Linked DNA regions of Mus musculus: region 2 is linked to region 1. A link is a loop called in an ENCODE intact Hi-C map of the cell type or tissue named here. Cell type or tissue: heart. All regions are shown on one strand. Each heading gives the region's core, and the rest is flanking DNA. Links, peaks and the distances in the headings are about the cores only.

Region 1 (5,376 bases), core at 377-5,376:
AGTGGAATTAGGCTGGATGGTGGTGGTGCATGCCTTTAATCCTAGCATGAAGGCAGAGGCAGGTGGATCTCTGGGAGTTTGAGGCCAGCTTGGTCTACAGAATGAATTCCATGACAGAGAAACCCTATCTTAAAATAATAACAACAACAACAATAATGATGATGATGATGATGATGATGGCCGGGCGGTGGTGGAGCACGCCTTTAATCCCAGCACTTGGGAGGCAGAGACAGGCGGATTTCTGAGTTCGAGGCCAGCCTGGTCTACAAAGTGAGGTCCAGGACAGCCAAGACTATACAGAGAAACCCTGTCTCGAAAAACCAAAAAAAAAAAAAAAAAAAAAGAAAAGAAAATAATAATAATAATGTTGAGGCCTGCTCCCCCAGCATAGCTGCAGCCATTTTGTTTCATACCTGCCAGTCATTTCATTGTTACTGAGACAGAAAAAGAGCTTGACTCACAGCAGGGTCAAGCTGACGACACACCCTCTTATGTTGTGAGGTTGTTTTTAATCTTAAGAAATTCCACCACCGGGCTGGTGAGATGGCTCAGTGGGTTAGAGCACCCGACTGCTCTTCCGAAGGTCCAGAGTTCAAATCCCAGCAACCACATGGTGGCTCACAACCATCCGTAACAAGATCTGACTCCCTCTTCTGGAGTGTCTGAAGACAGCTACAGTGTACTTACATATAATAAATAAATAAATCTTAAAAAAAAAAAAAAAAAAAAAAAAAAAAGAAATTCCACCACCATAAGGTCCACTTAGGACCCATCAGGATGAAGGGCAGTGAGAACTGTTCTGTGTAGCTGGCCAAGGCTGCTTGAGTCAGAGCTGACCACAGGCTGTGCTTTCTGAACCTGACAGGAGCTCACGGTGGTTTGAGCCTGTATAAACTGGCTCTGAGAGATGTCCAAGGCCACAGTCAGCTCCTAAGTCTGGTCTGTGGCCCCAACGACTCAGTCTTTTGGTGTGCATTCAATAAACCACCCCTATTTAACTGAGATGGGTGTCTGGTTTGTGTGGCAAGTCCCAGACTCCAACAAGTAACAGCAACAAAAAGAGTGGAACTACTTTGAAAGATGTGTGTTATCTAAAACCTGATTTCTGGAGCTGGGCAGTGGTGGCACACACCTTTAATCCCAGCACTTGGGAGGCAGAGGCAGGTGGATTTCTGAGTTCAAGGCCAGCCTGGTCTACAGAGTGAGTTCCAGGACAGCCAGGGCTATACAGAGAAACCCTGTCTCAAACAAAACAAAACAAAACAAAACAAAAACCTGACTTCTTTTAAGTAAGAGAGAATAGAATAGAATCTTCGCTAAGATTAACTTTTTTAAAAAACTATTTTAGGGGCTGGTGAGATGGCTCAGTGGGTAAGAGCACCCGACTGCTCTTCCGAAGGTCCAGAGTTCGAATCCCAGCAACCACATGGTGGCTCACAACCATCCCTAACAAGATCTGACTCCCTCTTCTGGTGTGTCTGAGGACAGCTACAGTGTACTTACATATAATAAATAAATAAATATTAAAAAAAAAAAAAAACTATTTTAGGCCAGATGTGATGACACATACCAGAAATTTGATAAATTGGGAAACAGGTCTCAAATTCAAGAATTCAAGGCCAGCCTGGACTATACAGACTGACTGAGTCTCCTCTCCCCCTCCCCTTCCTCCTCTCTCTCTCTCTCTCTCTCTCTCTCTCCTCTCTCTCTCTCTCTCTCTCTCTCTCTCTCTCTCTCTCTCTCTCTCACACACACACACACACACACACACACACACAGAAAAAATAAAAGTCTTAGTCTTCATGGACTGCTGCAACAAAGTATAATAAACTAGGAAGGAGGCCAATCCCTCTCACAGTTCCAGAGCCTAGACAGTATAAGACCAAGGTGTCCACAGATTTGGTGTGTGGCAAAATCAGCTTCCTGCCTTGAAGACTAGGGGATCTGGCTATGGGCTCATATAACCTTTTTACACAGGAGTTATCAGAAGGCTCCTCCCTCTCCCCCTCCCCCCTCCCCTCCCTCCTCGCCCCTTGTAAGTATACTGTGATCATAAGGGTCTTGGCTAGTGTCGCTTAGTCCTCAAAGTCAGTTTGAATGGGATTAGAGATCATCATAGAGACATACTCTGGGCATGTCTCTAAGGGTGTTTCCAGAAGGGTTTAACTGCAGAAACGTTCGCTAAGACACACCCAGAAAGTAGCTAGCAACATTCCATAGGCTGGGACCCATAAATAAAAGGGGATTAAAACTGAGCTGAGCTCTAGCACTCCTTCCTCTCTGCTTCAGTGTGACCAGCCACCTCACACTCCCTCTCCCTGCCTTTCCTGACATGATAGGCTGTAACCCTCGCTGTGACTCACAACCCTGCCTTTCTTAAATTGCTTGTCAGGTACTTTGCCACAAGGAGACACATTTCCCCAAGGTCTAACCAAGTAACCATCACCTGGGAATGAGGACTTCAACACGTGAAGGGGGGAGGGGAGCCACATACAAACTTTCAGATGTCGCAGATGTAAATCTCAACTAGTGTGCATTACTTTTATTCCCCTGACCCTGCCAGCTGCTCCTTTTCTTGTGGATACAATCAATGGTGTAAGTGATAAAGTTGTAGGAAGCTGAGGCAGAATCTAGACAGAAGTGTCTTCTGGCTCCCTACCTAACCCCACCCCACCCCACCCCACCCCCACCCCCCGCAATGTCCTCTTTCTCCCGCTCCTATCTCCTGGATTTTATTTCTTAAAATTCTCAAATCAGATTTGTAGGATGACCCGTCCCATAGAGTGTCCCATAGAGTTGTTTGCCACTGCCAACAAATCTGATGACCTGAGTTCGATTCTTGAGACCCAGAAAGTAGAAAAAGAGAACATCCCTGCAAGTTGTCCTATGACCTACACGTCCTCGTCACTTTCATCCTGGGCTCCGAAAATATCCCAAGTTAACGAACAACTCAATTTGTCTCGAAAAACAAAATAAAAGAGAGAGGGGAGGGTATGGGGGGGGGGGGCAAACATCCTTAGCTCTTTCCCTCGTTTTCTTGCTTCAACACCCATTCAGTTTTTACCTTTCAGTAAGAGAAGGAAGACAAGGTGAATTGAACTCAGCTTATTTTCATAAATAACGACTCTTACCTCCTTCCCTGTGCACTACATATTTGATAGTGTTAGCAGCTATGGGTTTCAAAGTCCACTCAATTCCCCAGTGCCCCATCAGTTAGGCTGTAGTACAGTGTGTTTTTAGAGCATTAGGGTTTTGCAGGTGACAGGAACTTAGGTGACCTCCATATTCCACAGGGAGACCAGTAGAGAAGCTAAGATTGCTACCTCTCCCGAGCCGGGCTTTGCCGTACTGGGGGACGTACACCCGCTAAGAATCGAGGGATGCAAGCGCGCGGGTGACGGTGGTCCACGCAGCCCGGCACGCTCGGACGCCAAGAGCTGCGACGCGCAGTACGGCCGCGAGAGGGCGCGGGCTCCATTATGGCGGCACGCCGACCGGGAAGGAAAGCGGTGGTCCGCCCCGGAGATGGGGAAAGTGGGGCCGAGGAGCGGCGGGACCAGGGGCGCCCAGCCTCCTTCCGCAGCTGCCGGCCTCGGCAACCTGCCCTGACACAGGGCTCCACCCCGTCTGCGCTCGCAGGGTGGCCACAGCATCCGGAAAGTGACCAGGGCGCTCCCCTACGCGCCCACCTCTCTGCCCCGCTTCCAGCCGGAGACCCTGGGAAAGGGGCAGCCAGGTCCTCGGGGCGCCACGCTCCGAATGGCGCGAGGGGCCGCGGAGAACGCGGCTGAACGGGGACGCCGGAGAGCCGCAAGCCCCGCCCCGCGGCCGGCGCCCTGACAACGCGAGCGGCCCGGGCGGCGCCGCCGCTCTCCGCCCCTCGGCCGGCACCAGGCGGGGCTGGGACCAGAGCGCCGCCGCTGCCAGTGCCGCACGAGCCGCGCTGCTCTGCAGAGCCGGACCGGGAGCGGGGCCCGGGCCGGGAGCGGGGGGTCGCGGCCCTCGCTCGACCTTCTCCCACCATGAGCCAGGGAAGTCCTGGGGCCTGGGCCCCCCTGGATCCCACCTCTGGGTCCTCTGCGTCCCCAAACCCGTTCGTGCATGAGTTACACCTCTCCGGCCTCCAGAGGGTTAAGGTAAGGTGTGGGCAGGGGACGTGTGGAAGACTGGTTGGAATGGAGAGACCCAGTGATGAGATGGGCAAGGGGGTGCCAGAGGAGGTGGATGAGAAGCTTGTGGGGAGGGAGTTAGGGGGCGCGCACGTGGGGGCGGCTGGGGGTGGGTAGGCGAGGAGCCTTGGTGAGGACTCCAGCTTAGGCGATAGACGAGCTCACAAGTGAGGAAGAAATGAGTGGGAGAGGGAGCACTGAAGGAGACCCAAGGATAGGAGAGATGGAGGGCACTGGGGAATGCGGATTACATCCTACGGAGGTTGACGGGCTAGGATGGAGCTGAAGGCTACGGAAAGCCCAGGGTGGGGGCAGGGGCGTGCTCAGCGATCGGGGCTTCGACTTAAACGGTTTGGACCCAGAGACTGCGTCCTTGTGCCCTTCCAACACCTCCTCTTTCCGCCACCACCACCCCCCCCCCCCCGTGTCACTGCAGCACCTACTGGTGGGGGCAGGGAGGCTGGGAGGTGGGTTAGCTACAGGAAGTAGAGGGACGCACCACCCTAGGGTAGCCAGGAGGTGGTGTGGGGAGGAAGTGTCCAAGGTTTCTGTTGTGATCACCTCCCGTGAGGTCGGCCCCCGGGGGCTAGGTTTATTTACCTGCTCAATCCTAAGGAAGCCTCTGGAGTCACCCTGGCACTTGGCAACCCTTACCTTGCGGAATAGGGCTGAGTGTTACCGAAGGATTGCTGTTCTGCAGTACTAGGCTAGGGATTGATTGACCCGAGGTTTGAAAAGTGGATCTCTGTGTTTCCAGCCATCTGCTCCTTGGGCCCAAAGTGTTGAAAGCCCTGCACAGGGTTTGTTTGACATAGGAGCTATTTATGGAATGGGATGGGATGTTGGGAAGAACTGTCTCTAACCTACATCAAACACAGTGCTGGACACCTTCCCTGCATTTTCTCATTAAATCCTCTTTTCTTTTTTTCTTTTGGGGGTGGGGAGGTATTGCCCTGTGTAGCCCTGGCTGTCCTAGAACTTGTTCTGTAGAGAAGACTGGCCTGGAACTCACAGAGATCCACCAGACTCTACCTCCTGAGTGCTGGGATTAAATGCTTGGGCCACCCACTCCCAGTCCATTAAATCCTAACATCCATTCCAAGTATCAGATGCGTTATGACAGTAACCTTTGTAGGGGGAGGGGGTCACCTGAGAGTAAGAAAACAAGGCACCTAATGGTATTGATCCCTTGTCCTCCCGGCCTCAC
Region 2 (5,376 bases), core at 128-5,127, 210 kb after region 1:
TCAAGGCCACCCACACCCTGATCCATGGCTTCTATGTGAACCAACACAAGGAACCCCAAAGAAATAAAAAGCAAACATAACAAGGTCTAACATGGTGTAGACAACCTGCAACACTGCCCTACTGGTAGCAAAATTAAATGGTACTGCCATCCTGGAAAACAGCGTGATACCTCCATCTAAAGCAAAAAGAGAACGGCTGTCTGACCCAAAGGAAGGAGAGGCAGGACTTCACAGCTGTGTGTAGGCCCCTCTTCATACCCACAGTAGCAAACATGGAAGCAGCCTGAAGGAATGGGCAAAACATACCATGTACATTCAATTGAATCCATTCACCCAGTTTTAAAAGAAAGAAAATTAACATATGTTCCAATATGTATGAACCTCAATGATGTTGCTGTGCTAAGTGAGGTAAGCTACACATGAAAAGACACCTTCTGTAAGCCTATTTAATGAGCCCCAGATAATTCACAGGAACATAAAGGAATTAAGTGGTCATCAGTTGGTTGGCAAGGGAGGACAATGAGGTTTTTAAATTTGTTTTGTTTTGTTAAAGATTTATTTATTTATTATATGTAAGTACACTGTAGCTGTTTTCAGACACTCCAGAAGAGGGCATCAGATTTCATTACAGATGGTTGTGAGCCACCATGTGGTTGCTGGGATTTGAACTCCGGACCTTTGGAAGAGCAGTCGGTGCTCTTAACCACTGAGCCATCTCGCCAGCCCCTTGTTTTGTTTTTTAATAGATGTAGTTTCAGTTCCCTAAAATAAAAGGGTCTGGAAGGAGTCTTGCTCAACACTACATAGAAACTTACGTCAACTAAATGTGAACTTCAAATGGTTGTGACAGTAAATTGAATGTGTACTTTACAACAATTTTTTACAAAGTTTAGATTCAAATGAAGACATCCTGGAACTACAGCCATTGTACTTGTGCAGTTGTAAACAGAGGCTCAGTGCTTTCTAAGGGCTGGCATGTGAAAGGCAGAGCCCAGGGACTGACTGAATAAAGGCTCAAGCTCCCTGGGTGAAGCTCAAGTTCAACTGCTGTGTTGAACATGGCATGTTCTGTGGCTGCTCTGAGCTAATCCTTTAAACTAGACCCCCATGGTGTCAAGGACATTCCTACACTGCAGCCCAAGCCAGTGAAAAGCTGTGCCCACTAGAACAGTCCAGGCTTAACACACAAGAATAATCAGTGTACCATAGCTTCTTCCACCTTAGATGTTGGCTTCTCAGCCACTATTACTCAAACACAGTACAGTATTGAGAAATACATTTTAATATTTACAAAGCACTTGATCTAGAATATGCCAGGAGACCTAGGATATTATCATTTCCTACAATCTAAGATGTTTCCTCTTCATGTTTGTAAGTTATTTATCATATTTTATTCTTCCTCAATTTGTTTTTCTTTTAGTTTTCACAGAATTTGATGGAAGAGATAAGAAATTCAAGTAAAATGAATAAAGTGAAACATTTCCATTATTATCTATTTCTGGAAGACATAGAAGCATACTAACTTCCCTATGTGAAAGACAGATGATTCATTTCACTGCAAAGAACTTTAGAGATAGCTTTTGAGAGTTTGAAACCCAGAGTCCTAGGTGGGCAACAGACATTAAAAATATACAAAAGAATTGACTACAGTCTATTTGAGTGAAAGAGATTAGCTTAACTGTTTGAAGTAAATATGATTTGAAAACTCAAGAGGGCAAAAGTCATCCCCAAATAAATACCAGAGTGTTTGGGGATTAGCATAGCTGAAGTTTCCTAGGAATTACAGTGGCTACTCTATTAAAAAAACACTGACTTCCCTTTTAACCTTTCTTCTATTTAGAAAGCTGGTACATGAAAGTGGCTAGAGGATCACCATGACACCACACAAATACTAACAAGCAGAATACTGAGACAGAGGGAAATGGCCAAACCCATCCCCAAATATGTCAGTAAGTGATTAGGAAAACTCCAGCAAGGGAGGATAATTGGTTTTGGAGAAGTGCTGATTCAAATTTCAATAGTTATATAGTTATATGTGTATATATGTGTGTATATATATGTATATACGTATGTATATGTATATATACATATGTATACATATAACTACATGTGTATAACTATACACACATATATGTATATGTATAAATAATACTTCAGCTTCTTTAATTAAAAAAATTAACTACAAACTGTTGCAAAAATATCAAAAACACAAAGAATGCTTTTACAAAAAGGAAGAAATAACATCTGAATGTGTAATCCAACACTCAAAAAAATTCTTAAATTCTGGATGTTGTTCTGTTTTTTCCCTATTTCACACTCCTCTCTGCCCCCGTGTGGCAATAACAAGAAAAGGCTGGGGGCCCAGAGAGAAGAGAGGGTGGAAAAGAGCAGGTCTGGGTGACGAACAAATCACCTCCACATTTCACATCATCATTAATAACCAAGGATAAGTAATAGCTCAGGTAAGTACCACCTGCTTGACGTCTAAACAGGAAAACCATGGAAAGTTGGGAAGGAGTGACTGTAAATTTACCTCATCACTAAATTTTCTGCGGCATTGTTAAAGGAAACTGAAAAGCCTTTCCTGGTACAGTCCATTAGCAAAAGTCAGTTTTCTGGAAGATAGAAGAAGAGAGAAGAGTTTTTGCAATTTTTGAAGGGTCAACCTTCCAGGATGTAAAGCAGCAAGGTTAGTCTGTCTGAACAAGCAAAGTACATCAAACTTAAGGTCTTCCTAGAACAGTTTCCTGTGCTTAGTTTCTATATTAGACACAGGCCCAAGGGGGGGTATTGCAAGACTGCCTCTCCTATAATTTGGAGTTGGGTATCTATACAAACCATATCCTACTTAGAAAACAGCAGATAACAGACTTCTACCATGTCTGAAATGAGCCCTTAGACTTGTGTCCTCTGGTCAGTGTGTGGAGTCCTGCGTTTGACAGTCGAGGATTTCCAAATACTAGATGCTTTGCTAAGTGACAGTAGACTAAGGACTAAGGTAGAGCGGGAGACAGATCTCAGTCGGTGTTTGCTGCTTGTCTTCTTCCGCTCATACTCCTACAGAAAAAGCAACTCCCACGTTCCCCTCTTCATTTTCAGAACCGGTGCAACAAAGTATCAACAAAGAAGAAAAAAAATACACTTGAAAAAAAAATATAAAGACTTGCTTTGAAGTTATTTTTATTTGGGCATATTTGTAACATTTTTATCGTTTTATAGAGGTGTTAGTTTACTTTGTGTTTTCTAAAACCACTCTAGCAGTTAAGGATTGGGGCACTGCTACACAGTCTCATATTTTAACGGTGATTCAATAATGGTTATGTCTGCCCTAGCTGGATTTGAAATAACCCTGAAACTGTCTGAGGGCTCAGCCCTCCGGCAAAGTGAACCTGGTGATCAGTGATGCCATTTTGGCGCTTTTGTCTTTGATGGAATGTCTTCCTTGCAAACACATGGTTTTCCCCTAAGTCTGCAACACAATGCAGATCCCATTCGTGGTGAGGCAGAGAACAGAGACCTTGGTTGTTGCATTTAGGAGAAGGATGGTGTACTGGCTGGTTTTGGGTGTCAACTTGACACAGCTGGAGTTATCACAGAGAAAGGAGCATCAGTTGGGGAAATGCCTCCACGAGATCCAGCTGTAAGGCATTTCCTCAATTTGTGATCAAGGGGGAAAGGCCCCTTGTGGGTGGGACCATCTCTGGACTGGTAGTCTTGGTTCTATAAGAGAGCAAGCTGAGCAAGCCAGTGGAAGCAAGCCAGTAAAGAACATCCCTCCATGGCCTCTGCATCAGCTCCTGCTTCCTAACCTGTTTGAGTTCCAGTCCTGACTTCCTTTGGTGATGAACAGCAGTATGGAAGTGTAAGCTGAATAAATCCTTTCCTCCCCAAGTGCTTCTTTGTCATGATGTTTCTGCAGGAATAGAAACCCTGACTAAGACAGATGGGGAGAAAAGGTCAAAGATTGTGGGGCCAGGGAGCTGAGGGACTGGGAGTGGGGAGTGGGGAGTGGGGAGCTGGCCAAGAGCAAGAGTTGGGTTGAGGTTTGCCAAACCCTGGAATTCTAATCCTAAAATTGACAGGGGTAGGATTGCTGCCCCACCCCAAACCCGAGGCCTATGTTCAGCCTTGTCCCCAACCTCAGTAGCCAAACTTCCAATCCACTTATAAAGTCATGTTTGGCAGCATCTGGAATTTCCTTATGCAAATGAGGTATCCCCAGTGCCCAGGCCATGGACAATGATGTAACTCACCCCAAAAGCCCTTACCCGCCCCCTACGGTTTAAGTAGCCTTTGTTCCCTTATTAAAAGAGCTGTCTCCCAAGAGTCTGTTCTCGGTGAGCTCACCACTGCCTGAGGTGTCTTCTGCTCCCAGATATTCCCATTATAGGCAACCTGAACAGCAAACGATGGTGTATTAATCTAGGCCTTCCACAGCAACCCAGTTTGGCCTGTTTAACAAGAGAGCTTTATTAACTCCAGTTCCAGCAGGTAGGAATCCCAGAGAGAGATGCTGACAGTTGGTTTCTCTTCTCCACATGGTGTTTTTTTGTCTGAATATGTATGTCTCCATGTTTTGCTTGCTCCTTATTAGGAACCAGGCCTGATACATAAGGTCTTGCCCTTATGATATTTAACTTTAATTATTTCATTAGAAGTCCTATATCCAGATATATTCTTACAGGCAGTTAGAGCTTCACCAAATGACTTTGCAGGAATACAACTCACTCCATAATAGTTACAATATCTTAGCCGGGCATGGTGGCGCACGCCTTTAATCCCAGCACTCGGAAGACAGAGGCAGGTGGATTTCTGAGTTTGAGGCCAGCCTGGTCTACAAAGTGAGTTCCAGGACAGCCAGGGCTACACAGAGAAACCCTGTCTCAATAAATAAATAAATAAATAAATAAATAAATAAATAAATAAATAAAAGAAAAGAGAAAAGGAAAGAAAAGAAAAGAAAAACAAAAAAATATCTTAAGGAGTACTGTAAAAAGAAAGAACTGAGGCTGAACATGGTGGCACACACCTTTAATCCCAGCACTTGGGAGGCAGAGGCAGTTGGATTTCTGAGTTTGAGGCCAGTCTGGTCTACAAAGTGAGTTCCAGGACAGCCAGGGCTATACAGAGAAACCCTGTCTCCAAACAAACAAACAAACAAACAAAAAAACTAAACAGACAAAAAAAGAAATATCAAACAACAACAGAGAGAGAGAGAGAGAGAGAGAGAGAGAGAGAGAAAAACTGAGATAAAATGTCTTCAACCACCACTTTCCATTATCTGTTGTACTCATAAAGATAGCCCCTCCTTTCCTCAGCTTCTGTTGGATTTTAATTATATGCTATTACTACAATAACTTTTAGTACAGTATATTA

Evidence for each region. A loop is a pair of places that touch in the nucleus more often than their neighbours do. Peaks named below come from ENCODE experiments on the same cell type or tissue, not always from the same donor. Only the 100,000 strongest peaks of a DNase experiment are listed, where the experiment ranks them.
Region 2: it touches region 1 in a loop (2.1-fold over the local background); 1 of 42 quality-filtered maps calls a loop at or near these places.

What each region holds. Positions count from the first base shown.
Region 1 is chr2:112,235,922-112,241,297 of GRCm38, forward strand. It overlaps Gm52523, which reads right to left and starts at 4,142. Exons shown (of 2, transcript XM_030252294.1): 1 at 3,324-4,142. The coding sequence starts at 4,024. It overlaps Lpcat4 (lysophosphatidylcholine acyltransferase 4), which reads left to right and starts at 3,920. Exons shown (of 14, transcript NM_207206.2): 1 at 3,920-4,136. The coding sequence starts at 4,023. In heart, for the core only: CTCF peaks have their summits at 3,457 (motif pointing right) and 4,701; DNase peaks (open chromatin) are centred at 3,570 and 4,650; H3K4me3 peaks cover 2,450 bases; H3K27ac peaks cover 1,844 bases.
Region 2 is chr2:112,447,463-112,452,838 of GRCm38, forward strand. No RefSeq gene overlaps it. Among named protein-coding and RNA genes, the nearest start is that of Emc7, 4.9 kb to the right of the region's middle. In heart, for the core only: a CTCF peak has its summit at 2,335 (motif pointing left); no DNase peak of the experiment used is centred there.